7 separate regions of the Mus musculus genome follow, and all the other regions are linked to region 1. A link is a loop called in an ENCODE intact Hi-C map of the cell type or tissue named here. Cell type or tissue: left cerebral cortex. All regions are shown on one strand. Region 1 overlaps Grap2 (GRB2-related adaptor protein 2). Region 2 overlaps Enthd1 (ENTH domain containing 1). Region 3 overlaps Enthd1 (ENTH domain containing 1). Region 4 has its middle 4.9 kb from the start of Tnrc6b. Region 5 overlaps Enthd1 (ENTH domain containing 1). Region 6 overlaps Fam83f (family with sequence similarity 83, member F). Region 7 overlaps Cacna1i (calcium channel, voltage-dependent, alpha 1I subunit).

Region 1 (4,000 bases):
GAAAAGCTACGTTCTCTAACTAGATTAGAGTATGGAATCTTTGTTTTTTTTTTTAAGACTTCCAAAATTTTCCGTACATTTTGTGTCAGACACAGGAGGCCAGGGTTTCAATCTTCCTTATTATTCTAAAGCTTATTTTTCACTTTATTTGATGTGATTTATTTATACTTTTGTTTGTATTAGTTAATTAATTACTTTGAAATAGGATATCTCTATACAACCCTGGATATCCTGGAACTCCCTCCCTATATAGACCAGGCTGGCTTCGAACTCACAGAGATCTGGCTGCCTCTGCTTCCCAAGCACCTGGAATCAATGGTGTGCACCACCACACCCAACCTATTACTTTTGTTTTGAGGGGACAGGGTCTCATGTAGCCCTGGCTGACTTTAAGCTTGTTATATGTTAGAGGCTGGCTTTGAACTTCTGACTCCACTTCCTATAACTGTACGTGCTGGGATAACCTTTTTCCCCAACCTTGGCCAGGTCTGATGGCTTTTATTGATCATCTTTGAACACCTGGGACCATTTTCTTGGTGCTAGGAAAATAGTGGTGAGCAGAGCGGACAAGTGACTTCACTCTCAGCAAACTGACATTCTAGGTGGCCCGGGAGATGCACAATAACAACAGAATAATCAAAAATGGCGTGCCAGGGGATTATGAGCCGGGGGAGAAAATGGAAACAGGGTGGACAGGATGCTGGGGATGGAAAGTCATTTAAAATGGCCACAGGAGATGGCTTTGAAAGCATGACAACCTGAACTGTCACAATCCCCAGCACCCACACAAAAGCCTGCCATAGGGACGGGTGCCTGTAACCAGGACTGGGGAGACTAACACAGGCAGAGCCCCAAGGTTCACTGGCTGGCAAGTAATAGACCAGACAGAGACCCTGTCACGAGAGGTGAATGATAGCCTATAGGTGACACATGAAGGTATCCTCTGGCCTCCACATTTGCTATACTCATGTAACACCAACCACTGGGGAAAATAAAATGGTAATAAGAAAGGTTTACTGGAGAAGGGTGTGGGGGATGGCAGGGTGAAGGAGGACCTAGCAAAGGAGCCTGAGGAGAAGCCAGGGCGCTGGAGGCCCCAAGGGGAGGAGGCGGAAGAAGAGGCTTTTGGAGGTCACAGAGTTTGTTCTAGTGGGAAGAATGTCCCATCCTGCCGAGATGGTGGCTGAGAAAGTAAGGGTGCAGTCTTTAGCTGGCCCGGACCTCGTTGATGGGAGTCTGGGGGTTCCTCGGAGGATAGGCGCATGCGCAGGGTTGATAATAGCGTAATAGGGAAAGCCAACACTTTTGAGGGAATGGAAAGAAAACTGGAAGGAGCTGGGAGCAACAGTGGTTTGTTTTGTTTTTCATTTGTGTCTTTGGCCGGGGAGGTGGTGACTACAGCGAGCCTGTCAGCTGAGTACAGAGAGTAGATGGGGAGCGGTGTGTGGGGGGTGGGGGTGGGTGGGGGGGTGGGCGTCGACTGCTGTAGGCACCCGCAGCTGAATCTGAATGTGGCTGCCAGAAGTGATGGGCCAGTGAGAGTGGGCATGAGGGTGGGGAGGGGACCAAGGCGCTTCTCTTCCTGTGAGTTCCCTCACCCGCCATACACATGGGAGGAAGGCGACAGAACTGAGAGGTAGGTGGGAGACTGACTGGCCTCAAGTGGCCCCTTAGCAGATGACAGAAGCGCTAAGGACCCATGGGGGGAAGGCGGTCAGTGGTCAACCTGTTGGCTAAGTGGTCTCTTCTGGGTCACAGAAGGTGACTGCCTGAGTCACCAATAGTACTATGATTTTCTTACAAAGCCTATGCTCTTTGGGCTCGACCCTGGCTCTGAGACAAGATTAGATTTCTATCTAACCCTTGTGGTCAATTCTTGAGACAAACACAGCCCAATCTGTGTTTCACTTCCTCTTTCTGGAGGGAATCTCCCCTGCCCACCCCCCCCCCCCCCAGACACGGGTGAGCAAGCTGATAGAGTTTGGGATTCCTGCTTAGGGTGGAAAGCCATATTAGGCAGTCAAGAACTTTGCAGGAATGGCTTTTGACAAGTGATGTCCAACAGCGCCCCCTTTGGGATTCTTAGAGATCCTGCAACTGCATTCGTTATAGGTGATTTTAACAAGCTTCCTCCTCCCTGCCCCTCTCTCTATGTGTACATATATACATATATATAATTAAATAGGCGATTCATGCACATGGTGTAAACTTCAAAAGGGAATGTGATGCCATGCAAATAAACCTTCCTCCCACTCTGGCCTTCCGCTGCGGGGTTCTGGAGGCTGGGGAGGGAGATCTCCAAAGGCAGCCATTTCTGACAGTTCCTTGGGTATGCATAGATAATTTTAGTGACAACTGAAAAAAGTAAGGGGAGCGTGTGTGGGTAGAGCCATCTTGGCAGGCTGGGAATACTTACTCAGGAAACTCGATATCTATAAAATTCTTAGGCACATATCCTTCTTGGCTTCCGAGCTCCGCCTTGAGCCACTCCTCCTGGTTGCTTAGTATCTAGATGGAAAAGAACAAAGGATTCTGAAGAGAGGACCCCAAGCAGCAGGAAGGGGCTGCAGAGTCTAAGGGATTGGATGGGACATCAGCTCCAGGGCTTAGTGGGGAAGGAGGGAACACCACCGCTTACTTCTCTAGAATCTGGCTCCTCTTTACACCATTATTTCTCTCCACTTATGCTGCCACTCATGTCACCCACCAGAGCTCAGACCTGGCGCTCAGAGACTGCCCTGCATCTCTTCTTACAAGTTTAGTTCTTCACATGTCTGTATGTGTGTGTGTGCTTGCCCCTGTGTGTGTGCACAAGTGCTCAGAGCGCATCTAAGGAGGCCGGAGGGCAACTTCTGGTAGTCCTCTCTTTCTGCTTTGTGGCTCCCAGGGATCAAAGTTACCCACTGAGCTGTCTTATCAGCCACCAATGCATTAATTCATTTGTTAATTTTTTTTTTTTTGAGAGAAGTCCATGTGTAGCCCAAGCTGGCCTGGAACTATGAAGGATGGCTTTGAACTCTTGATCTTCCTGCTTCTACCTTCCAAGTATTAGGGTTATAGAAGTATAAAAATCATGTCTGACCAAAAATTTATTTTTTAAACAAGAAGATTAAAACTTAAATGTCTAAGGGAGACCAGCTTTCTAAACTGTCAACGCTTCATATTTCATATTCCCATTTTGAATTTTGAAAATGGTGGGAATGGGATTCCGGATATTTGGGATGACAGTTCGGGTATGGTGTCTCATGGCTGTCATCTCAACACTCAGGAAGGTGAGGCAGGAGGATTTCTGTCAGTTGGAGGCAAGCCCGAGCTACATAGCAGTGAGCTCCAGGGCAATAGAGTGAGAACTTGAGAGGGAGGGGGGCTCTCTACAGAGACACTTGCCAGGTCCTTTATAAACTTAGCACCAGATCATAGACAAAACGAAGAATTCTTCTGTCTTCTTACTATAGGGCCCTCCTTGACGGATACCCACATGTGGTTGCCTGCCTTGGCTACTCACTTACTCAGGAGACATGGCTGTACGTATCTTCATTGATTTCAGAAAAAAAAAACGAGACGACCTTGAAAATATTTGCCATCTCCACTCAGAAAGCTTCTAAAGTATGTGGGCTTAGACTAGAACAGTGACTCTACCCAAGGGTGGCAGCATTAGAGACTGGGAAACCTTTGATGGTACCACCAAACCTCTGGAGTCACTTTCCAACAGCCCCCTCCCCCTCTCCTCCCCTTCCCTTCCCTCCCACCCCCACTTTTCGGTTCCTCTCCCCCTCTGGTTTCTGGGCTTGGAGGAAATATTAACTCTTTGCTTCTCTTTCTTGTAGCTGAAAATGTTTTCATGGGTGGAGATGCTAGGGCAGAAGGAAGAGCAGAGAGCAGATGGGAAAGATAGCCTGGAGACCTCCCTAGGCAACGAATGCTAATTGGGCCAATTGTGATGACCCAAGAACAGGGTCTGAGGTACATTCTTGGAGTTTGGTGTCTTCACTCTAGCTAG
Region 2 (4,000 bases), 110 kb after region 1:
CATTACATCTGAGACAGCTCTGTTTCTCCACTAGGGTAGAGTTTGGGCTCATTTCTTACTGTATTTCGTTCTTTACAGAGCTGGGATTTGGGCCCACAGGGCAGGGAAGAAAGCCTTGCACTTTAGATAATCTGTCCACCTCAGTGTGAAAGTGCGTGTTCCTCCATTCAGTGTGGCAGCACCTTCAGGCATCACACTTGCCTCTCCAGGACAGACCTGGAAAAGAAGAGCTCTGCCCGTCAGTTTCTAGGCTCCAAGCATGGCTGTGCCGAGAGGCTCCCGGCAGCACACCTGCCCACACAGATCCTGAGGAAGAAAGGCATTCTGGGCCTTGTTTCTTTTCTTGACCATCAGCTATTTTATTTTCTTTCTTTTAACTGTTAGTTATTTTTAGTTGTGCTTGCTTCTATATAAGGTTTCTGTTACTTTTAAAAACTAGTTTTGTCTTTAAAATATCTCATTGTTGGGTGTTGAGTTATGAAAACCGTTGCATGTGGTGTGTGTGCCTGTGTGTGCCTCTCTCTCTCCTCTCTCTCCGTCCCTCCCCCCCCCCGCCCCCCCGTGTGTTCCCACGTGCTTCCTGAGGACTGAGCTTCTCACGTGTCAGGCCAGCACAAGACTCAGATCACATGTGTTTATGGACAAAGGCTGAAATAAAGTTGCTGTAACCCTCTTTCTAAAGTTCTGCTGGGATGATGGTGGCCCCTCCTTCTTATCACCTACCCACTTCATTTAGTTTTTAAAAAAATCTTCCTAAATGTGCTTCCTTCTTTCTTCTTCTCACCTTTAAAAATTGCCTTTCCCTAGCAAACCCTAAAATTCACCTTCAAAGGGAAAGAGATTGTATTTGTATCCCCTGTCTCTGCTGAGAAGAAATAGTCAAAGAGCAAACGAGAGGTGTGTCTGGGGCACAGCCTCCAGAACTTGCCCTACAAGGTCGTGGTGCTCCATTCCCTCAGCTGCTAGAAGGTTGGTGACTGAGCCATCAGCACCCCACCCCCACCCTTCTCTGAGAACTCCTTATAGCAGAAGAGAGCCTCTTTGCCTAGGGTCATGGTCCCTCCTGAGGGTGTGTGCACCCACTGACTAGCTGTGAGGGGGGTCAAGCTTGACAGCTTCCAGAAGGAGCCCCCCAGTCTTCTCTTGTTCAAGTCCAGTCCTGCCCCCCTGAGTCCCCACAGATATTGTTCCTCAGAGCTCCTCCTGGTGAACCCCCACATGGACAAGTGCCTTAGACACTGTATTCTGGGGGAACTCAAAGTAGCTTTCCCTCCAGATTGAAACTAGCAGACAGTAATATCAGGTGAGTGTGAATGAAAGAGAAAAAAGAGACAACAGATGCCAGGAATGTCTGATGGCTGCCGAGTTCAAGTGGTAAACACAGGAACACCTTGGTACTCTTGAGTGATTTCTGCAAGTTTAAGATTATGATAAAAGTGTCTCAGCTCCAAACTTTGTCTCTGTAACTCCTTCCATGGGTGTTTTGTTCCCAATTCTAAGAAGGGGCAAAGTGTCCACACTTTGGTCTTCATTCTTCAGTTTCATGTGTTTTGCAAATTGTATCTTATATCTCGGGTATACTAAGTTTCTGGGCTAATATCCACTTATCAGTGAGTACATATCATTTGAGTTCTTTTGTGATTGTGTTACCTCACTCAGGATGATGCCCTCCAGGTCCAACCATTTGCCTAGGAATTTCATAAATTCATTCCTTTTAATAGCTGAGTAGTACTCCATTGTGTAAATGTACCACATTTTTTGTATCCATTCCTCTGTTGAGGGGACCCTGATATAGCTGTCTCTTATGAGACTAGGCCGGGGCCTAGCAAACACATAAGTGGATCCTCACAGTCAGCTATTGGATGGATCACAGGACCCCCCAATGGAGGAGCTAGAGAAAGTATCCAAGGAGCTAAAGAGATCTGCAACCCTGTAGGTGCAACAACATTATGAACTAACCAGTACCCCAGAGCTCTTGACTCTAGCTGCATATGTATCAAAAGATGACCTAGTCGGCCATCACTGGAAAGAGAGGCCCATTGGACATGCAAACTTTATATGCCCCAGTACAGGGGAACGCCAGGGCCAAAAAGTGGGAATGGGTGGGTAGGGGAGTGGGGGGAGGGTATGGGGGACTTTTGGGCTAGCATTGGAAATGTAATTGAGGAAAATACATAATAAAAAATTAAATAAAAAAGATTATGATGAAAGTGAAAGTTTTTTTTTTTTTTTTAAGAGTAGAACAGAGATCAGTTGCTTGAAGCTACTCAAGTGTGCCAATGCTCCAAGAAGAGGAAATTGAGCAGAGCGTGGCGGCTCATTTGCAATCCTTATATGCAAGAGGCTGAGGCAGAAGGTTTGCTGTGAGTTTGAAGCCAGCTTGGGCCACACAGTGAGAGAAACTGGAGTCAAGATTCCAAATGTGTGAGTCTGCAAAATTACAAAGAAGACTCCATCGGCGTGAAGCTGCTTTTCAATCTCCTGCTTCTTCAGTGGTCCACTGAATCCAGTCCTTCCATTCTCTTCTGTCCGCTCCCTTTCTCTCTTCCTTTTTGTTTTTTGTTTTTTGTTTTTTTTTTCAAGACAGGGTTTCTCTGTGTAGTCCTGGCTGTCCTGGAACTCACTCTGTAGACCAGGCTGGCCTCAAACTCAGAAATCCACCTGCCTCTGCCTCCCAAGTGCTGGGATTAAAGGCGTGCGCCACCACTGCCCAGCTTCTCTCTTCCTTTCTTATGTTCATGTGTGAACCTATATGCGTGAAGATGAGTGTATGTAGAAGCCATAGGTCAATTTTGGATAATTTTCTCAATTACTGTCTACCTTACTTTTTGAGATGTGGTTTCTCACTGAGCATAGACTGCAGTGGTTCAGTGAGGTTAGGTGACCAGGGAGCTGCAGGGACCTTCCCATTTCTCCCCTCCCTAACTCTGGGATTTCTAAGTGCACAAGCTGCACCTGGCTTTTATGTGGGCCATGGCCATCCCAACTCAGGTCCTCGTGTTTACACAGCAAGTCCTTTACCAACTGAGCCATCTCTCTATCACCTGGGTGTTTTCTGAAAACTTAAAACAAAACAAGAAACAACCTAGCCTCAATTGTGTTGCCCAGGAAGGCCTCCGAGCTGGACCTGAGCGCTCCTCCTGCCCCAGCCTCCCTAAACTACAGTATATTCCACCATCCTGGTTCTGACGAGTACTTCAAAGTAATCGATACACCTTTGCTGACATCACCACCGAGAGGACCCTGCTGATCTACGGTGACAGCTGGGGGAGCAGTGGGGTGGTTTGGATGTGTGCGTTTACAGGGCATCTCAATGCCAGAGCCACAGTTGCGCTGATAGTGTCTTGTAGTCAGAGCTCGGTATCTCATCTAAGAGCTATCACGGGGCCCATCAGTTCTGCTTCGAGGTATTATCTGGGCTCTGCAGGCTCAGTGGGATCTCCATCTCTCCAGATAGTCTCTAGGGAGTTCCACAGCTGCAGTGCTGAGCAACTCAGCAACCAGTGAGTCCCTGGCATCACTTCCTGTCCCCTCTCCACACTTTCCTCAGAGGCTCCTTAGTCACAGCCCCATCCTCCATGGCTCATGGTTCCACAGCCTTAGTTGCTGGATTGTGATGGTGCCAGAGGGGCTTCATTTCTTCTGAGGAACCAAATGTGTGCACTCACCTCTTCCTTAACTTGTGGGAGTCTAGAGCACATGTTGCTTAGTCATGAAGTCTGATGAGGCACACTCACACTCACTTCCAGTATTGTGCGATCTGATATCGAGGGAGGAAGACCACGAATGTCTGTGGGCTTTCTGCAGCTTGACTGCCGTTCTTCATGCCCACAGGTAGCCTCGTAGTATTTTAACCAGCGTGCTGCCTCATTTTAACTTGATCTGGCCTAGAATCACCTAGGAAGAGTCTCGGTGAGGAATTTTCTAGATCAGGGTGGCCAATGGGCCTGTCTGTGAAGGACTGTCTGTCTTCATTGTTAATTGAGGTGGGCAGACCCAC
Region 3 (4,000 bases), 130 kb after region 1:
GGAGGGAGACAACCAACAGTGCTACCCAGCCATGTTACCTACGGACCGCATCAACAACCGGCATGGCACAGTGATACTAAGGGTGCAGCAGTGACCTGCATCCTGTGACAGGAACCAACAGTTTTCTCATTGGGTGTAAGGCCCTCTCATCAAGAAGGAAACTGTGCCTGGCTCTGGAAACCTAGCCAACTACTCAAGGGTACTGAGGTCATGGATCTTGGAGGAGAGCCTACAACTGTCATTTTAATAAAAGAGCATAGTCCTTATCTAAATTAGAAATATTTGCCTTCATATTTACAGATTAGTCCTCACCCTTCATCAAAGAAATGTCTCTTTGTCACATAGGGAAACCATTGCTGAACCACAGCCAATTGAAATGCAGAGTTGTAAAGCCCAGTCCTACTGATATATCTGCAACTCAACTCCTGCACCTTAGGCTCAGGAGTCATAACAGAAGAAGGATCAGCAAGACCGTACAAGCCAGAGAAGCAGGATGTTTGCTGAGAGATGATGCCTTCTAGTAGATCAGAAGATATTCTACACCCATGAAGTCGCACTAGCATGGCTGCCTAAACAAGATCTGAATGTAGACAATACCAAGAGGCATGCTAATGTGGAAAGGAGAGCACTCAGGGAGCCTCAGCCCTAGACAGAGAACCACAGGCAAGCAAGGAGTGCAGGGGAGTGGTCTTCCTCAGGGACGAGTCCCTAATTAGTTATTCAACGCCACGTGGTCAACCCTGGAAACATGCATACGAGTAACATTATACAGACTGATCGGGTTGTATGTATGTATTTAGAAGTAAGTGTGTGTGTGTGTGTGTGTGTGTGTGTGTGTGTGTGTGTACAATTAAAGAAAAGAGGCCATGCATTTGGAAGGGAACAAGGCAGGGGAAGTGGTACATGGCAGTGACTGGAGGGAGAAAGGGGAAGGCAGAAATATAATTATATTAAAATCATAAAATTAAATTATTTGATAGAAAAAAATGGTATGATGCATGTATTCTTATAATCATAGCTTTAGGGAAAGGAGACAGAGACAGGGACCCCTAAAGCTCATTGGCCGGCCAGTCCAGCCTGATGATGGTGCTTGCTGCCAAGCCTGACAGGCTGGGGTTTGCTCCTGGAGTCCACACATGGAAGAAGAGAGTGGTCTTGCACAAGTTGTCCTCTGAGCTCCACACACATGCCAGGGTGCTCAAGGGCATGTGTTGTTCTAAGTATTAAAAATCATATAAAAATATAAAAGTAAAGGTGGTGAGAGATTGAGGAAAGACACCAGATGTCAACCCCAGTCGTCCACACACAAGGGAATGAGCCCAACATGCGCACACTACACATATACACAACACTAAACACACACTCTAAGACTGGTTCCCCAAGCTCATAGGATGTCTTCACCCTGCTATATTTTCATGGCTTGAGTTACATCATCCATCTTGGTGTCTGTGAGAGGTTGCAGACAACAGCTTGGCCGGCCACTTCCTCTCAGAGTGCTTATAGCTTAGTCCACTTCACCCATTCTCCGGATGGCGTGGCCGAGGTGGGGCACTCGCATGCTCATATGTACTCGCCTGTGCGTGTGCATGAGGAGTCTGAGTCCTATACTCGCTAGATTCCTCTAGCTTTGCTATTTTTTTTTTAAATGAAATAAGGTCTCTCATTTAACTTGGAGCTTGTCATTGTGGTTAGTCTGGCTGGCCAGCGAGCCCCTGTGGTGACAGACATATGTGGTGACAGCAGGCTTTTATGTGGGTATGGGATCCGAACTCATGTCCTCAAGCTTACATGCCAAGCATTTCCCCACTGAAGCATCTCCTCAGCACCTCAGGGATGGATTGGTCAAGATTGAAGAATCTTGAAGTGAGTCTGGAACCTGCCCTGGCAGTGAGTTTAACGGTTCTTCCCGATTACCTCAGTTTGTGCAGTGACCACGACTAAACTAACACACCTTAGGGCTGTTCCCGTGGATGACGATGGCACTCTTACTATTACATAAACGATGGCAAAGTGACACTATTCCTCCCCGCTAGAACAAGGCAGGCTTTTATTTCTGTCTCTGTGATTTGATGCAGATTTCAAAACACATTTTTCTGCGTTTCTGTCCAGCTCTCTAACTTACCCTGTCAACAGATGGCTCTGATTTCCATGTTCTGATTTTGGCAACTTCAGCCCATGGCAAAAATAAAATAAGAAAGCTATTCTGGCCAGGCCTTCCGTTCTGCTCATTGTCCTGCCTTCCGTCCCAGTTATAGCTTTTCCTTATCACCTGGTGGTGGACCCTCAGCCTTACACCTCTGTATGTGGCAATCACCCTTCACTGCTGCATTGTGTTTCCCTGTAGATGCACTCTGTCATTGGCACTGTGTGTCACGTTTGTTGGTTGTTTTGTTTTGTTTTTAATTGCACGCAGGGCTTGTACGAACTCATATAACTTGTCCAAGACTGCTAGATGTCATGGACAAGAAATTCCCAAGCCAGTTATTTGTAAGTTAGATATGGGCTCCTTGAAAACGCCTAACCATGCCAGATTGTTTTCTAAAGACCTAGTCTCTATAAGTTTCCCCCCAGCCCTGATCTTGTCACATTTGAAAAGCTGCTGAGGTAACGGGTGAGATGGTCTCCTGCTTGTTCTACACTGTTTTTTTTTTTTTTTTTTGAATGGAGCCGAGTGTGTTTGCAAGTGTGGAAACCTTCCACACGCTGACTCACCGGGGCTTCCCTGTGTGAAGCATCTGCATGTATCTCTTGGCCACTTTTCTGCTTGCTTGTTTGTGTGTTTCCTAATTGGTCTGTAGGAGTCTGTGTCCGGGTGGGCGGCTGAGCCCGCCATCTCCTGTGTGGTTGCAGCTCCCTGTGCTCTTTACGCTGCAGATGGAGGCCTTGCAGAACACTAGCTCAGAGTTTTAATGAGGCGGAGTGTTAGTCTGTATGATCCCGGCATTTGTGTCTTCTCTGATTTGGGACATTTCTTCCTTGTCCTGAGAGCATGCGCGTAACACTATATGGGCCCAAGTTTTAAAACTAGTTTGCTTTTCACAAATAAAACAATACACAGTTGATGGTGGTGTGTAATTGAATTAGGCATCCAGTTTTTCTCCATAGAAATCATTAATTGAAAAGTCTGTCCGTTCCCCCAGTGACCTGCAGGGCCACCCGTTTTCTAAAGCATGGTTCACATGCATACAGTGTGCTCCTGGGCTCTATTTGGAGCCATCAGGTATGTGAAGTCAGCTGTACAGCAAACAGTTTCCATTACACTATGTTTATAACCGCTCTTGGTGGGCTTTCCTTCAGCAGCAGGGACTGTCCACCCCTCCACTCTCCTGCACCAAAGTTTGGCAAGTTCCTTAAAAATCCCACTGGAGTTTTGATGGGCACAGAATTGAATCTTTAAGTCAATTTAGAAGAAATGACGTCTTTATAATAGCAATGCATCTCATTGCCTTAATCCTTACCTTCTGTATTTATACTTTTCACAGACAGGTGTCTTGTGATCTTGGCTAGATTTGGTCCCTTGTGCTTAATGTGCATGTACTTTCAGTGCAAGATGGTACACTTATGAAATTTCAACTTAAGGTCTAAAACTTCACTTCAGATTTGGAATTTCGGTCTTTTCTGGGATAGCAATCTGCCACGTATTTGGCCGTGGTACTGGCTGGAGGCTGAGAGCCGAGTCCTCAGTCAGCCCTGTGGTCTTATGGGGCTCTCTCTCCAAGGTGCTCTGCAGGGTTCTAAGAGGGCAGCTGAGCTCGGCATATTCCTGCACTGTCAGTTTGCTCTGTGGTCAGTTGACAACAGCTTGATCAGGTCTGCCTCATGGGGCTTGGCTCGAGTCTTGAGACATACCTTTGTTTTCATGGCTACTCCAAGAAGCTTCATTTGATACATTTCATTTTCTGTTTGTTGATGGTGCAGATGAGTGGAATTATTATTTTTTGTATATTGATTATACCCTTAAACTCTTAGCAGTTTCCCTGATTTATGGATAGATCCTTCT
Region 4 (4,000 bases), 72 kb before region 1:
TAAGAGCACTGACTGCTCTTCTGAAGGTCCTGAGTTCAAATCCCAGCAATCACATCGTGGCTCACAACCATCTGTAATGGGATCTGACGCCCTCTTCTGGTGCATCTGAAGACAGCCTCAGTGTATTTATTTATTTATGGAGTGAGCAGGGACTGAGTGAATGGGGCCAACCGGAGCAAGCAGAGGTCCTAAAAATTCAATTCCCAACAACCACATAAAGGCTCACAACCATCTGTACAGCTACAGTGTACTCATATACATAAAATAAATCTTAAAAAAAAAAAAGGACATCAACCTGTAATCCTAGCATCCAGAAGGGGGTGGGTAGAGTTCAGAGCCAGCCTAGGATATATAGTAAGACTTGGGTCTAAGAAAAAAGAAATCTAAAAAGTAGTACTGAGTAAATGGAACATTTGTTCAAGTCAACACTACAGAATGTTTTAAAGTAGGAAATAAACATTTCCCACAATGCTATCCTATAGCCTCCCGCTCACAGAGGAGTGTGCCTTCCTGCAGACTTTCAGGAATAGAAAAACACAGGTTTCATCCTCCAGCAAACAGTGGAATGTGATGGATGCAGTCTTGTCTGGGAGCTGAGATCCCTCATTCCCGCAAACTACGGCCTTGGCCAGAATTTCTCCTCCTATCCTATACAGCTAGGAAGGAAGCCAACAAATCAATAACATATTTATGATGGGAGGCAAAGGTTTCAAATTCCTACTGGAGTCAACGTCAGGATTTATAGGCTTGCTAGGCCTGGTGGGACAGTAAAGCTAATGAATTGGTCCAAGGTGTTTTCTGAGCTCCCTCACTGTCATTGCCAGCGGCTTCCTAGCAAGCTTTGGTGATGGCAGAATCAACTGGAATCCAGAAAGGCAGTCCAGGCTAGCATATTCTCTTCATTTCCTCTCAGGATGCCACTTGGAGAAAATGCTCTTTAGTTTGCTCAAACCCACCCAGATTTGAAGGCAAAAAGAATCCTCAAGCCGCTGCACATTTGTACACTGGCCACGTGCACCGTGTTCTTGGAGCCCTGTACTATTCTGGGAGCTTTGTATATGGTGTTCTGTAAGTTGGCTTTCTGCTGGAGGAGAAGGCAGATTTAATGAGTGATAGCCGCCTTGGATGGCTACCAAAAGCTTCCCAGCCATTCCCCAGCAACAGACTTCCTTTATCTCCCTTGAGAGACTGTGCTTCGGTCTCTGCCCTTAGCCTGGACAAGAGCCAAACCAATAGGAAATTTTGCAAAGGATTCTGCAATGACCCATAGGCCTGGGGCAGTTCTAGCCAGCTGGATCGATTCCAGTTCTGACTTCTGCGGCACAAGCGAACACCCTCCATACTCTGGCCTTTCAATGCTCTGAGACTTTTGGCAAGATGTGTAAAAGAGTTTGTTAATTCTTAAAGCTCGTAGCAATGAGGTGATCCCCGTAAGGGATCCTAACCCAAAAGTCAAGGTGACAGCTGACAGCTGATGCTGGAGCATGGCTGTGTTGGTGACCAATAACCAGGAGCAATGGGGTAGGGGGGAACAAGCTGGAGGGTGTAGATGACAGAGGACATGCTCACAGGCTTTTATTACATGTGTGGTAGCATTTATTATGCAACAAAAGCCCTCGAGATAGACGCTGTGTCACTTCCAAATCACCTGTAGGTTTTTATGACTGCGTTTCCTGAAAAGCAACTCCGCTGAGCAGTGGACGTTTGACCCTTTTGGTGTGTTCGCCGCTTCTAAGACACAAAAGAGCAGTTCACACACACCCCTCCCCCACCCCACCCCCCCCATCCTGTCGTTGACACACGCTGTATGTTAGACACTGTACTGCGGGCTTTGCTTGGATTACAGCGGTCAATCTTTCCCACAATAGCAGTTCTCACTTTCCAGATAGAAAAATAGAGGTTAGCCAATTTGTTCCAGGTTACCACAGGGAGCAGCTGAAACTAGGCAGTCTGACTCAAAACGAGTGAGCTCTTGCTCATGAAGCTACGGTGACCAGAGAACTCGCGTGCCGCTGGAGAGATAAGTCCCTACTGGAACAGTTGACTGGACCCATCCACCCCCAACCCCCACCGCAGCCCTAACTCCCAGTCACCCTGTTGTTTCCCTACAAACTCAGGTGAAAAAGGCAGGCATCTTCCTGGCTAAGTTACGCCCCCTGGTGGCCTTTCCTTGCATTCCAACTGGGACCTGATTTTCTTCTTCAAAGATCCTTCCTTCCCTCCGGGCCCTCGTCCCAACTTCTTAGATAATAAATAGCCTGTGGCTCTCTCCACCTCGGTCACTGTACCCTCCTTCTCTAGCTCAGGATTTCATTAATTCGACTGAAGCCGGTTTCTCTAAGCTCTTCTCTAACCTGTTTTGTGGCCAAGATCCAAGAGACTTTCCCAGGCCCGTTTCCATGACTCCCCCACTACGTTTTACTCTGAGATTTCGCTCTTTCTTTGCTTCCCAAAATAGCCAGCCTCCCTCCTACCTCCACAACTGTTCATGAACTTCCCTTGCCATCTCTTTCTGTAGGCCCTTTCCAAGGACCTGCGTGTTCTTCAGGCTTTTCATGGGGAAGCGCTAGGTCCTTATCCTTCCTTCGCCTCTAAGGCCACTAGCCTCTTTGTGCAGGAATACATGTATTAAGTCCGATCTGTTACTCTTGACCCTAAGACAATGATACGACCTAACGTTTTTTAATTTTTAAATACAGGGTCTCAGCTGGGCAGTGGTGGCGCATGCCTTTAATCCCAGTACTTGGGAGGCAGGGACAGGCAGATTTCTGAGTTCGAGGCCAGCCTGGTCTACAGAGTGAGTTCCAGGACAGCCAGGGCTATACGGAGAAACCCTGTCTCAAGAAAACAAAAAACAAAAAACATGGTCTCATGTATCCCAAGATGCCCTTGATTCCTTTTGTAGCTACTAAGAATGACCTTGAACAACTTCTTCTTCTTCTTCTTCTTCTTCTTCTTCTTCTTCTTCTTCTTCTTCTTCTTCTTCTTCTTCTTTTTCAGTTTTTCGAGACAGGGTTTCTCTGTATAGCCCTGGCTGTCCTGGACTTCTGATCTTCTTGTCTACTGCCTGAGTACTGAGATTATGTGCGCGAGCCATCATGTCCAGTTTATGAAGTGCTAGGGGGGTCAAACCCAAGGCTCCATGCATGGCAGGCAAGCACTCCACCAAGCTTCATCTCTAGCTCAAATATAACATTTTAAAGCAAAGATTTCTGCCAGTCATGGTTGCCTACATAATTTATAAGGCTGGTATGGACGGAAAACTCAAGGATTCTTATTTTAAAATTATTAAGATTTCCAAGATGGGGTACTAGCAGAATATTAAATATGGACACAGCTTGAGTTTTTACATTTTTATTTAGAACTTTTTTTGTCTTAGTTACATATATGTATATGCAGGTGCATGTGCCTGCAGTGGCCGGACGAAGGGCTCCGAGCCCCTGGAGCTGTAGTTACGGTGGCTGGGAGTTGCCTGATGTGGGGGCTGGAAATCAACCTTGACTCTTCTGGAAGAGCAGCCACTGCCCCAGCCCTGAGATTTCACAGTTTTAAATGACTAAAAGAATCATAATACTAACACGTCTTGGGCATTCTCGACAAGTACGTGAGGACATCTCCAGTACCCATGAGTTTTATAGAAACTCAACTGTGAACACTTATTTATGTATGGTGTGTGGCTGCTTCAGTGTCACTCTGAGGTCAGGACAGGCACCACATGTCTCAAAAGCCTAAAACTTCTTTTTTTTTTTTTTAAATGTGGAACACATTTTCACTATGCAGACTGGCAACAATCCTCTCTGCTTCGGCCTCTCAAGTAATGGGATTAGAAGTGTGCACAGTCAGGTTTGGTCAAAGGTCAGAGTGCTTACTCCTCTGACCCTTTGCACACAGAGATGGATGCTGCAAGCTGGGAGCTGGCCACAAGGTGTCAGCCGTTCTCCACCAATGCCTCTATCCACGCAGGCTCCTCAGGACTCCTGGGGAAGGCTGGAGGCTCCTC
Region 5 (4,000 bases), 100 kb after region 1:
ACCAAGAAGAGCTCTGAATGGCTGTTTTTTTAAATCATGAACTTGAAGACATAGTGGCACACAACTGAAACCGCAGTACTAAAGGACCCAGTCAGGAGAACCGAGCTTGAAGCTAACCTGTGCCACACAGCTGGACCATGCCTCAAAGGAAAAATAAATTCTGAAGCTTTGTTATAATGAAATTTGTTTAGCAGCACACACATATAGAGAGAATGGCCTGCCATCTGCCAGGCACTACACTAGGTGTGATAAGCAAATCTAGTGTTTCTGCTGTCATGGAAGTGACATGGCGAGATGTACTTGCTCCACGACAACGGGGTCCAGGTGCGAGGCGGTGGGAAGTACTGCTGGAAGTGCAGGTTTGGATGCAGACGCTGCTGGAGGCCTGTTAACAGAACCTCGGTTGGGTTATTTTGTTTCATTTACTGCAGTCTGCACTAGATACATATGTGCTTATGCTTAGAAGGGAGCGACTAGTCTGAGGCAGTGTCTAGTCTGAGGCAGTGTCGCTGTAGTACCAGTCCACAGTCTCCATTTCTGTGAAGGAGTTGGATCACAAGCTGCACTTTAAAGGAAGAAATAAAGCAGATATTTTGGGACAAGAATAAGAAAAAGGAAATGAATTGGTCAGGGGCTTCCTTCCTGAGACAAGAGAAGTAACAAATGGTACACAGAGAAGGAGAGATGCGTGCCAAGTGGGTAGTCACCTGTCGGCAATAGGGGGAGCCACGGAAATCCCAGGGGCTTAAGTTCAGTAGGATAGGTGTTGGGGGACTATGATGCGGCTTCCTGTGGTGTTAGCAGCTTCAGGTCCTTTCTGGCTCATGGCTGTTCCGAACTCACACGGCATAGCTACCTGGGCACCAGCGTCACATGCATATTCTTGGTAATAGGAAGGAAGGAAGGAGTGCCTCATCCTGTCAAGTGGCATCTGACGGTCTCCCTTACATGTCATTATCACCCAGCCACATGGACACTGCTATTCTCAAGGGAGATGCGAAGCCATGTGTCAACTGTGCTTATCTAGAGAGACGGAGAGAATGAAAAGACAGTAAAATAATCCCTACCACAGTGGGGAAGGGTACAAGCAGAAGGCAGATTAGGCGTGTAAGAACTGCTTGTATACTAAGTGGAATAAAAACTAAATTTGAATATGCAGAAAAATGTGGGCAGATACTTGAAAGTTCTCTGAGCAATTAACAAAAGGCATAATAAATGGTGTTTGGAAATTTCAATTTGCTAGAACTTGCATCTAAGAAGCGGTTCAGGCCTTGAACAGGAGGGCTGTTTAGCTTAGTCGCAGAACTTCGCTTTCTTATTACAGAAAACAGCTGTTTGGGGGAGATAATTCTTACTGCTTTGTGTGGAAATGAAGGAGATGTGGGTTGTAGAGAGACTGCGAGGAACAATGGTTTCTGTCTGGGCACAGGGCCTGCTCTGGGTGGGACAGATGAGGGGACAGTCATGTTTGAAGACAGCACCACATCAAGGGAGGCAGCAGGCTAAGTGGATGTCACACTGGAGAAGGGAGGGAGAAACTGAAAATGACTTCCGCATCTGAGTTAGAGGAAAGAGGATGGTATCGTACAGGTACATTTGCATCAGTGGGAGTCTAAAGATGCGCCTGCCTTATTTAGTTACAGCGGGATGCGCTGCTGAGAGCATCACTAGAAAGCCTCGCGCTGCAACAGCTGCACTGACTGCTTCGAGGTAAATTAGCAAGGCAAAGGAACGCATGCGCAGAAGCAGCCTCCGTGCATCACCACTTACTGTTTTTTTGTTTTTTTTGTTTTTTCTTCTCTCTCCTCTTGGATGTTTCCCCTACGTTTTAATTCTTGTCGATTGCCTGGGTGGTTTTTATTTGGAAGATTTTGATTTTGAAGGAAGAAATGCACTGAAGGCTAATTGCTGCTTTGACAGCAAGCAGCAGGCTGGAGAGAGCAGCTCCAACCCAGCGCTGGCTCTGCGGGTCTCACAGGCCTTCCTCAGAGGGGCACCAGAGCCCTCCAGAAGCATTGCCTTCCCACCCCAGTTCCTCTGAGTTCCCTGGAAGGTGTTGTCTTTGTAGTATTTAAGGAGGAGTCCTCTGGGCAGTGGGAAACCTAAAGGCATTGTGTGTCTTGGAAGCATTCCTGTCAGAAAATACGTGGTGGTTGGTGAACCAGTTAGACTGCAGATCATCGTGCTGCCTCTATAGTCACAGCCAGCACCATGGATGCCACAGTCTCTACTGACAACCTTGACAGAGGCTCAGGCTTGGTTTTCTCTGCACACACACAACAGCTGAGAGGGCTCACACATACATTGGTTGCCACTGCAATGCTTATGCTTATGAGGCCTTCTGTTGAATGCTTATATTTTAAAAGTAAACAACAACAACAACAACAAAACCCACCCTATTATTCATGTCCCCTGCCTTCCCAAACCAACAGTCTTTACAAAGGGTATTGACTTCATCTGACTTTCTTTTTTTGTTTTGGAAAAGTTACTTTGTTCCTGTAAAATGATGCAGGCTTGCTGTAAAGATCTGGTCACTTCTAATCACCGTCCTAAGTAGTCAGAACTTGATGAACACAGCCCCAGGCCGACATACACACAGAGGTGTGACAACAAGAGCTGGGGACAGCTTGAGAGGAGTGTCCTTCCTTCTTTCCTTCCTTTCTTTCTTTCTTTCTTTCTTTCTTTCTTCCTTTCTTTCTTTCTTTCTTTTTTTCTTTCTTTCTTTTTTTCCTTCGTGGAGGAGAGGAGCAGGGGTCTTGATGTGTAGCCCAGGCTAACCTGGGCTCAATCCTCTTGTCTCAGCTTCTCAAGTTCTGAAATCACAGGTGCACACTAACTCAATCATATTATATGCTGATTTATGATAAAACATTTCAAATTTCTGCTTCTTGTAATAATTTGGGGCCCTTTCTGTGCATGACCATAAAGGATGTGCTGGGCATTAACTGTCCCCACAGAACTATGAGAGTCCCCAAGGACTTTCCCTTCCAAGAGCAGAATGTGTGAGCTGAAGTCAGTGGGACTGAAGCTGGTGCTGGTGGTGTGTTAGGGATGGACTCAGTATGGGTAGCACTGGCTAAGGAATGAGTTCTCCGTGCCTGAAGCATGAAGGAGAGTCTTGGACACCCTCTCAGGAATGTGAGAAGTGCCGAGTGCAGGCCCTGCAGGGGCTGACATGGGTCTGAGGTCCTCTGCAGAGGAGACCACCTCAGTTTACCAGTGAGTCCCTGGGAGGTTTCACCAGGTAAAGCCAAGAAGAGAGCTCACAGGCTGGACTCACCACAGCAGGGGAATATAAGCAGGGACACACACACACACACTCACCCCCCACACACATACTCACCCCCACACCCCACATACACACACACTGACCCCCCACATACACACACACTCACCCCACACACACATACTCACCCCCACACCATACACCCCCCCACATAAACATTTACCCCCCCACATACTCACCCCCACACCCCACATACACACACACTCACCCCCCCACATACACACACACTCACCCCACACACACATACTCACCCCCCCACACCCCATATACACACACACTCACCCCCCACACATACACACACACCCCCTGCACACATACACACACAAACATTAACCCCCATATACATACACACACACTCACCCCACACACACACTCACCCCCCCACAAACACTCACCCCCCCACATACACACTCACCTACACACACACACACATACACACACACTCACCCCACACACACATACACACACAAACATTCACATACCCCCACACACAGACACTCATTTCCCCCCACACACAAACACTCACCCCACACACACACAAACACTCACCCCCCACACACATACCAGTCCCTAAAAATGGTCAGATGCAGAACACTCAACATCTAAACATTTATATAAGTGAAGGATAGAACCACACATAGTCAGTTTTAAAGAAATTATAAAGACTAAATGGATGAATTAGTTAAAGAAGAACTTGAAAAAATTTTTAAAAAA
Region 6 (4,000 bases), 60 kb before region 1:
ACAAACCAACCAAACCAAAAAACTAAACCAACCCAAAAGAGGATCTTCATCCTGCAGCCTACGAAGAGATGAGGGGCATGCAAGCTGGCGAGCAGGAGGACTGGGAGTACCACAGCCTGGGGCACATGGATGACAGCCAGCTGGAAGGTGCCTCAGGAGAGGGGTGGTGGCAGCAACACGGAAAGTCACCACAGCACTGCGCTGACAGTAAGTCCCCTCTTTTTATAACTTTTAGGGCGTCACATTCTTTATCTGGAACATTCTTCCTCTGGTGTCCATGTGTCCATCTGAGGCTCTGCTCCAGTGTTCCTTAACCAGTGAGGCATACCCTGGACACCTGTATAGCAGTGACAACACTCCCTGCCTTCAACTGTCCCTAAGGTAATGGCACCACAAGTAAGGGCTTTAGTTCATTCCACTCCCTGCTCAATTTAGAACAGTGCCCCACAGAGCAAATGCTTCGAAACAAGTAGGCAATGGCTAGATATTTGGAGTTCAGACCAGTACAAGCAGCGCTGAGTGAAGCACGCTTACCTAGCACCTTACTGAAAGAGTAACCATGGCCCAAGCAGCCTCAGAGGAACTGGGAGGGCAGCACAGCTGAGCTGGAGGAACGATTCAGCAGCTAAAGACACTGTTGCTCGTTCAGAGGACCTGAGCTCCGTTCACAGCACCACATGGCGGGTCACAAACACCTGTAACTCCAGTTACAGGGGACACAGTGCCTCCTTTTGAACCATAAAGGCAGCGGGCATGCATACAGTGCACATATATACATGCAGACGAGATACTCATACACATAAAATGAAGTAAATTATACATGTGTGAACAGTACAGCTACCTCCTCTGGAGCAGAGTTAGCTTACCTCGGCCTCTCTGCTGGTCATAGGCCAGAATAATCAGACCTGACTACAGGTTCCACATGCCAGCTGAGGTCTGAGCCATGCTCCTCAGAAGCAACACTTGACTGATATTCCCAAGAATGAGGTCACAGACCCTCGGCCCTGGAAGCACTTTCCCACCAGTCCACCCTGATGAGGACTCAGATTTCCAGGAAGGACATCAAAGATGTCCTGCAGCTGCTTTGAGGAATCTAGGAGAGAGACTATGCTGCCCCTCCCTCACAGCCTGTCTGGGGACACAGGGATTGGCCCTACTGGAGTGCAAGGATCCCGTTCATGGGGTACCACCATCAGGGAAACACTTGGGAAACCACCTGAGTTCTGAGTGACAGAATTTCACACTATATCTCTTTAACACTTGAAAACCACTCTTCATTTCCAATTGATCCCCTAGGGGTTCCCTCCTAGGAGGGAACTCCCTCCTCAAACCTAGCAACTCCCAAAGATAGAGCTTGGCCTAAGTCTCCTGCATTGGTGTTGATCTGAAGACCCCCATGTGTAGGAGAGCTCTGGGGGAAACCAAGGTTCCTATTCAAAATGCAGATATCTACATTCAGTGCTTCATGCGCTGCTAATGAATCTGTTACCATGTGGTCTAACCAGGAAAAGGTCTTCTTCCACTGAAGCCCCGGAGCCAGCATAGTCTAAGCTAACAACAGCGAGAGTATTCATGCGTTGGAGACACTAGAATCCACTATTTTGCTACATGAATTTCTTTGATACTGGCATTCCCGTGCCTTGCTTCTGATTTAATTCACTGTTTAATGTTAAAGACTTGCAGTGGGGATTGGCTAAAAGATGAACTGGATCCTCACGGCAATAGCTGTGATAAAAGCTTTGGTTTCCAAAGCTTATTTATCAGTCAGCATCACCAGCATTCCACATTTGCTGAACGCCATCAGTCCCTTAGTTTTTACCTCTATGGAGAATGTCATCCAGAGAATGGTGGATTTATTTGGCTTAATCCTGTTTCATACTGTTTCCTTCTTTCTTTTTTTTTTTTTAACTGCAGATTTCTGAGCACAGCCCAGCAGTTCAGACTCTGTTCACAGGATTTCTAAACAAGGATGCCCCTGGCTGTGCCGTCCTGAGACTACGAAATCTCTGTCCCAGAGAGCCTGTATAGGTGCAGGTGGTGGCAAGTGGCCTGGAAGGCAGCAGCTAATAGCAGTGCAGGAGCAAGGCTTAGAGAAAAAGAAAAACTGCAAAGGACAACCAGCTTCAGCCACTAGAGGGGGCTCTGGGTCTTCAAACCGCCAGGCTGATTCCATTATGCACCCCCCGCCCCCCAGCCCCAAAGGAGGCAATTCTGTGAGATTCTCCCCAGGGCCACACCTGGGTTTGCAAAAATTTGCATGCTGTTTGACAACTATATACTTCTTATCAAGCAATTTTACAGGCTGTCAGCTCTCGGCTTTTCCTATCTCTCTCTTTCGCCCACCCTGTCATCCACCCACGTTCTCTGACAAGAGGGTGCAGAGACAGATAGGACAGTCAGCATCAACTCAAAGGGACCTCAGAAGCCCTCCCCAGCTTACCCCTCCTCCTCCAGAAGAGGAGACAGCCCGGGAGAGGGGAGGGCAGCGATTGTGCCACCACTGTCTGTTGTCGCTTGCATGCTCCCTGTGGGAAGGGGATTCCCTCCCTGGATGGATTCCTTCTCTGAGGAAGAAGCTGAAGTGGTTCCAATCCAACCCAGGCTCCAGCTCCCCCAGGGCTGGGCCCATGCTGTGCTGTGAGGTGTGTGTGTAGTCAGCTGCTCAGCTGCTGCCACCCTGAAGAAGGGAACTGGAGGTTCCGCAGCCTGGGGTTGGGGGGTAGAGAGGGGTTAGGAAGAGCCTTTGGGAGGAGAAACTCTGTGTCTCAACTCTGCCTTTGAGCAAGAATGAAGCAGGGGCCAGAGGTCTTTAGAGCGCTGGGACTTCAGGGACTTGATGAGGGTGGCAGTGTGTGTGTGTGTGTGTGTGTGTGTGTGTGTGTGTGTGTGTGTGTGTATGCGCACGCTACCTCTATGTTCTTCCCAAGGCTGAAGCTGGACACTTCAGACTTTCCTATGAGTGTCAGCCACTCTCACTCAGCCCTTCTGCTCAGAGCTCCCAAAGGCGCACAATGGGGTCTGCTTGTTGGCTCCAGAGCACCATGTACAAATGCTCGGAGATAGGAGGCAGTGGCAAACGCTAACTGCCCAAGTCATCTAAGCTGGGGAATCTGACAGGAGAGGCAGCAGGAAGGGACAGACAATGGGCTTTGGGTTTCTATGGAAACAGCACCTCAGGGTGAGGGGCAAGGGAAGAGAGCTTCCATCTCACTTCCAGTCAGGAGTTGGGAAACAGCCCCTTTGTGGTTGGCCTCACCCCCTCCTCTTTCTTGCCAGGTGTTCACCATGGCAACCCTCCTTCCAAATAAGAGGCACAGCACATCAGCATCTGGTGCTGGGGAGCTAGGGAAGCCCAAGGGGAATGGGAATGAGAGACCAAGCACTCCTCCTTGACAGGAAGAGGTCCAGGCCTGGCTTTGAGGCAGGCTTATAGTCATTTCCCATGTTCCCCCAGTTTCCACCTGCATCTTGCCTCAGTGGTCATGAGGGTGAAGCGAAGGAAAGTGCCCTTGCAGAACCTGGCCTGCCTTGCTGCTCAGGGAGCGCGGACCCACTAGAGGCAGGGGAAAAGGGAGAGGTGTCCTGGTGCTCATCCTGTGTCACATTCTGCTTTGTCTGGTGTCATCACCAGACTCCTGAAAGATGATAATGGAGACTGCTCCAGAGAGAAAAAAGACAGGGCTTCAAGGAGATCCCAGATCGATGGTTAGAAACGTTGTCACCACATCAACAATCTCTCCCAGAGGGCAAATCCACTTTTCAAATAGACATGGGGGAAAACAGTTCTACATATTACCACAGACACTGGGAGGCTGGGTCAGGGCATTGGTGGGACCAGGTAAAGGTGGGATATGTCTGGTTTGGTTAGATCCTGATGACAGCAAGGAACAAGGTGGCCAGAAAGAGCCCTAGACTCTGTTTATTTATAATAGAAAAGCTTGTCCTGTTTCCTTCCTTTACTGTGTTCCAGTGAAGGTGATCTGAAAACATGGAGGTAAGA
Region 7 (4,000 bases), 280 kb after region 1:
CCTTCCTTCTCAGACTGCATTAACACTCGACCCAGGAAAAGAGATGGGATGGAGGCCTGAGAAGTCGGTGGACTAAAAAGTATAAAATTTCCCTTCACAGCATTCCAAGAAGCTGTCCCTATGTCCACATCCTTAGGAAGGGAAGAACTAGCCTTGCCCAGACCCCAGCTCTCCTCTTCACTGCTAGGCCAAGCCCACAGGCCGCCTGGAACCACATCTAGATGACTAGTGGACAACTAACAACAGTGGACAACTGTCTGATCTTTGCTGGTCTCTCTGATTGACAGGTTATGACAGCTAGGAGCATGGAGTCCACTAGCCAGGGCCTCAGACAACAACTGTCAATCACAGGCACAAACTAATAGAATCCTTGAGCCCTGCCCTGGAAGGGGGAGACAGGAGGCCCCACCAGGGTGATCAAGGGGAACAGGACATGCCATGTTCCACAGCTGCTTTGAGGAACAGTCCTGGGGCCTGATAACTTCTCTATAGTAGCGAGGAGAAAGCAGAGCTCCTGGGAGCTCTGGGTTGTCTCCTCTTAGGGTTTTGTGCATTTGCAGCTAGAGACAAACACTCTGGAGAAAAGGCCACCTCTGACATTCCATATGACCGAGTCTTACACAGACACACTGGACCACTTAAGTGACTCTCTCATCTCCTTGGGCCTTGGTTTCCCATCTGAAAACTGGAGACATGATTTCTAGTCTGCCTCTTTCTCAGGGCTATTTCTTGAAAGAAGCAGGCTAAGGAATCTCTCTCTCTCTCTCTCTCTCTCTCTCTCTCTTCTCTCTCCTCTCCTCTCCTCTCCCCTCTCCCTCCCTCCCTCTCTCCCTCTCTCCCTCTCTCCCTCTCTCCCTCTCTCCCTCTCTCCCTCTCTCCCTCTCTCCCTCTCTCCCTCTCTCCTTCTCTTCCTCCCTCCTTGCAACAGGGTCTCATGGAGCACACACTAGTCTTAAACTCACTATATAGCTAAGGATACCCTTGAACTTCTGATCCTCCTACTCTATGTCCCAAGCCCCAGGATTACCACCATGCTGGTACTTGAACTAGAGTTTTCAAGCATGCTCTGCAAGCACACTAGCAACTGCACTATAGACCCATCCCAGAGAGCATCCTTTCTAAGCTAAACACTAAACTTACATAAACAACCTAGCACCACTCAAACAGGAGGCAGGAGCAGAGTATGTAGACAAGGGTCCCAATGTGACATGGTATATACTGTCCCATGTGCCAGGGACCTGATGTCACTACTCAGGTGTGCTGGTAAGCAGGGACAGCCATGGGAGCCAGAGTGAAAGATGACATGTGTACCCACAAAGAGGGAGGCTAGTCTTGCAAAGCTCTGAAATAATCGCTTGCCTTTTAAGTATAGGTTCGAGGGAATGGTGCCCTGGTTTGCCTGCAAAACTTGGAAGAATTTCTCCGGGGAGAGAATGAGCCCACACAGGCTGGACAGAGATGGTGGCAAGAAGTGAGTGAAGCAGATGAGTTCCAATGGGCCATGAAGGAAGCAGTATGGCCTGAAGTGAACCCTTGGGATCCCACCTCTGACTGATATGGACAGTTCCTGTTCTAGCAGGCATGACCCACTTGCACTATTGCCATTCTGAGACCCCCACGTCATGGCACATGAGCTGCAGAGTCAAGGCCACTTACTGCAGTGGCTGGGCTCCTTGGCATGGGGCCCAGGCTTGGCAGGGGCTGGTGTCCCGGGGCCCGTGGCCTGGCGCCGGTTCTGCAGGGCCTGGTAGAGGCCTAGAGCACGGCGCTTGGCCTTGCGAAGGATGTGACAGACATATTGGAAGATCTCCTCATAGCAGTCGCCGGGCTCGGCGTAACTGGCCACCGTGCTGGAGGACAGGTAGCGCTGGCGTTGCTCCAGCATCAGCCGGTGCTCCCGTTGCTTGGTCTCAGAGAACTGGGTCGCTATGACAACGAGGCACAGGTTGATCATGAAGAAGGAGCCCACCTGTAACCAACAGGAGGAAAGGACAGGAACAGGGACAGTGGGGACAGATAAGGAGACAGAGGGGTAGAACCAGCAAGAGGGGGGTGGCATGGGAGAAGGGGACAAAGAGATGGAGAAAGAGTTAGCAAGAGCAGGAGACAGAGAGGGAAGCCAGAGAAAGACAGGAGAAATGGGAGGAGGGGAAGGGGAGGGGACAGATCAGCGATGCAGAGGAGAGGGAAGAAGATGGAGCAGAAAGAAAGACAGCAAGACAGAGGACAACCAGGGTACAGAGAGTCAAAGACATAAAGAGGATGGAGGAGGAAGGAGAAAGGATGTGGGGAGGAGAGGAGAAAAGAAGAGAAAGGAGAAGGAAAGGGGAGTGGGAAAGACAGAGAAAGACCAGAATAGTCATAGTCAGGGGCAGGAATAGACAGACAGAGGTACAGGGAAGATGGAGGGGCCCAGAGAGACAGAAACACGGACACAGATACACAGGTGGGACAGGAAAAGATGACTGAGTCCTTGCAGAGGAAGCCACAGCCTAGGTGACTTCCCAGGTCAGACTGGGACTGTATCCAAGCCCAGGCCCCATCAGAACCAAGACCCAACTATACTAACCCATGTAGGACAGAGATACTGAAGCCAAGAGGATAGCCACAATCCCTCCAGTCACAAAGGTCCTACGTCCTACTCACCAGCCTGGACTTGGGCCGTGTGCTTAGAAGGGGAGGTGGAGCCAGGTCCCTCCCCTCTGTTTCCCATCTAACTAGCCCAGTACCAGTCACCTCCCCTGGTCCTCACTAACCCTGAAAGAGCTCCTCTGGCCTGGCAGGAAAGATGTGACCTCCAGCCTTCTGGGATATCACCGACAGGTACATACAGATGGCTGCCCACTTCCCATTACATACAACTGAAGAGCTAAAGAGGTACAGGGCTTCATGGCCCAGAGGACTCTGGGAAATAGACTGCTTCTTAGACAAAAAGCATTTCCATAGCATTTCCCAGAAAACTGTTCTTCCCTGGGCTGGTTAAGGATGCAAAAAACAGAAAGATTAGACCCTGCGCTCTGAAGGCTCATCCCTGTAAGGCTCCTATCTAGCCTTCGTTCAACAGTGGTTGCCCTGGGTGACCCAGACAGGTCTCAACCTCTCTGGATCTCTGTTCCCCATCTGTAAATTGGGAGGCTGTAGTAAAATGGGCCCCAGACTTTTCTAACCAGAGACTGGAAGCTGTGTGTAAAGACTGAAAACCCTCCAGCAGCCCCCTGATGGCATCCTCTGTCTTGAGACAGGGGCACTTGGGCACCAAGTGTCCCCAGCAACATCAGAGCACATTTACTGAACACTTACTAAAGAACAAGGGTATGCAGGCTCCTGGCCAGCCCTCCTCATCACCTAGGAACTAATCGCTGCCAGTGATCCATCTCATGGAATCTGAGGAGCCTGCCTCAAGTCCTACTTAATGACTTCCTGTGGGAGAGGACTGAGCCTTCTGTCTTCCTGTAGGAAGTCACCCACACACCTGTCCTCCCCCAAAGGGCCCCTCCAGCCCCTACAGCTTCTCTCTATCATGACACCTAAGCTTCTGTGTGTCACTGTGACCTCTCAGCTCTTCTTTCCCAGAGACTGGATCCCTGCTCTGCCACAAGAACTCAATCCATCTTGTCTGGATGTTCTGTTGAAACTAACTTAATGAAGAGCCTGGGAATCTGGACCCTTCTCTCTTTCATCTGGTTTCTCCTGAGTCTGAGGTCCTAGGCTTCCCCGGGAAATTGCTGGAGCTGTATCCCAGCAGGTATGGCGCAGGTCAGCAGCCACTCAAGCTTGCCTTCGCCCACCACCAGGAAGCTAGAGAACCCAGCCTTTGTGTTGGGGACTGAACACAGCTCTGCCAGAAGCCTGACCTCTGTGGACTGTGCTGAGGCAGAAAGCCACCGGTATGCAGGACAAGGTGGACATTGGAAAGCACAGACAGGAAGTGCTGGCCTATAGAGGCAGAGAGATCCCTGCCTCTATCACCTGGTCACACGCACAGCTGCAGAAAAGCCAG

What was found. A loop is a pair of places that touch in the nucleus more often than their neighbours do. Peaks named below come from ENCODE experiments on the same cell type or tissue, not always from the same donor. Only the 100,000 strongest peaks of a DNase experiment are listed, where the experiment ranks them.
Region 2: it touches region 1 in a loop (2.4-fold over the local background); 2 of 42 quality-filtered maps call a loop at or near these places.
Region 3: it touches region 1 in a loop (7-fold over the local background); 3 of 42 quality-filtered maps call a loop at or near these places.
Region 4: a loop joins it to region 1, with 4 times the contacts of the local background. A loop is called at or near these places in 27 of 42 quality-filtered maps.
Region 5: it touches region 1 in a loop (4-fold over the local background); 2 of 42 quality-filtered maps call a loop at or near these places.
Region 6: it touches region 1 in a loop (6-fold over the local background); 29 of 42 quality-filtered maps call a loop at or near these places.
Region 7: it touches region 1 in a loop (2.3-fold over the local background); 2 of 42 quality-filtered maps call a loop at or near these places.

Annotation. Positions count from the first base shown.
Region 1 is chr15:80,632,844-80,636,843 of GRCm38, reverse strand. Grap2 (GRB2-related adaptor protein 2) reads right to left here. Exons shown (of 8, transcript NM_001289442.1): 3 at 2,417-2,508. Among named protein-coding and RNA genes, the nearest start is that of Mir6957, 11 kb to the left of the region's middle. In left cerebral cortex, a CTCF peak has its summit at 2,089; a DNase peak (open chromatin) is centred at 2,270; H3K27ac peaks cover 1,332 bases.
Region 2 is chr15:80,518,463-80,522,462 of GRCm38, reverse strand. The region is part of intron 2 of Enthd1 (ENTH domain containing 1); the gene reads left to right. Among named protein-coding and RNA genes, the nearest start is that of Enthd1, 40 kb to the left of the region's middle. In left cerebral cortex, no CTCF peak of the experiment used is centred here; DNase peaks (open chromatin) are centred at 300, 640, 2,352 and 3,612; H3K27ac peaks cover 444 bases.
Region 3 is chr15:80,499,395-80,503,394 of GRCm38, reverse strand. All of the region lies in intron 4 of Enthd1 (ENTH domain containing 1), which reads left to right. Among named protein-coding and RNA genes, the nearest start is that of Gm23220, 43 kb to the right of the region's middle. In left cerebral cortex, a CTCF peak has its summit at 2,273; DNase peaks (open chromatin) are centred at 2,106 and 2,774; H3K27ac peaks cover 545 bases.
Region 4 is chr15:80,704,449-80,708,448 of GRCm38, reverse strand. No RefSeq gene overlaps it. Among named protein-coding and RNA genes, the nearest start is that of Tnrc6b, 4.9 kb to the left of the region's middle. In left cerebral cortex, CTCF peaks have their summits at 1,957, 2,164 (motif pointing left) and 3,921 (motif pointing right); DNase peaks (open chromatin) are centred at 1,642, 2,180, 2,395, 3,961 and 1 more place; H3K4me3 peaks cover 689 bases; H3K27ac peaks cover 1,411 bases.
Region 5 is chr15:80,528,145-80,532,144 of GRCm38, reverse strand. All of the region lies in intron 2 of Enthd1 (ENTH domain containing 1), which reads left to right. Among named protein-coding and RNA genes, the nearest start is that of Enthd1, 30 kb to the left of the region's middle. In left cerebral cortex, no CTCF peak of the experiment used is centred here; a DNase peak (open chromatin) is centred at 1,684; H3K27ac peaks cover 457 bases.
Region 6 is chr15:80,692,851-80,696,850 of GRCm38, reverse strand. The region is part of intron 4 of Fam83f (family with sequence similarity 83, member F); the gene reads right to left. It overlaps A430088P11Rik (RIKEN cDNA A430088P11 gene), which reads left to right. Exons shown (of 3, transcript NR_045310.1): 2 at 1-207; 3 at 1,915-4,000. Among named protein-coding and RNA genes, the nearest start is that of A430088P11Rik, 2.8 kb to the left of the region's middle. In left cerebral cortex, a CTCF peak has its summit at 2,134 (motif pointing right); DNase peaks (open chromatin) are centred at 2,124 and 2,566; H3K4me3 peaks cover 295 bases; H3K27ac peaks cover 433 bases.
Region 7 is chr15:80,356,756-80,360,755 of GRCm38, reverse strand. Cacna1i (calcium channel, voltage-dependent, alpha 1I subunit) reads right to left here. Exons shown (of 37, transcript NM_001044308.2): 9 at 1,657-1,969. Among named protein-coding and RNA genes, the nearest start is that of Gm41363, 42 kb to the left of the region's middle. In left cerebral cortex, no CTCF peak of the experiment used is centred here; a DNase peak (open chromatin) is centred at 1,698.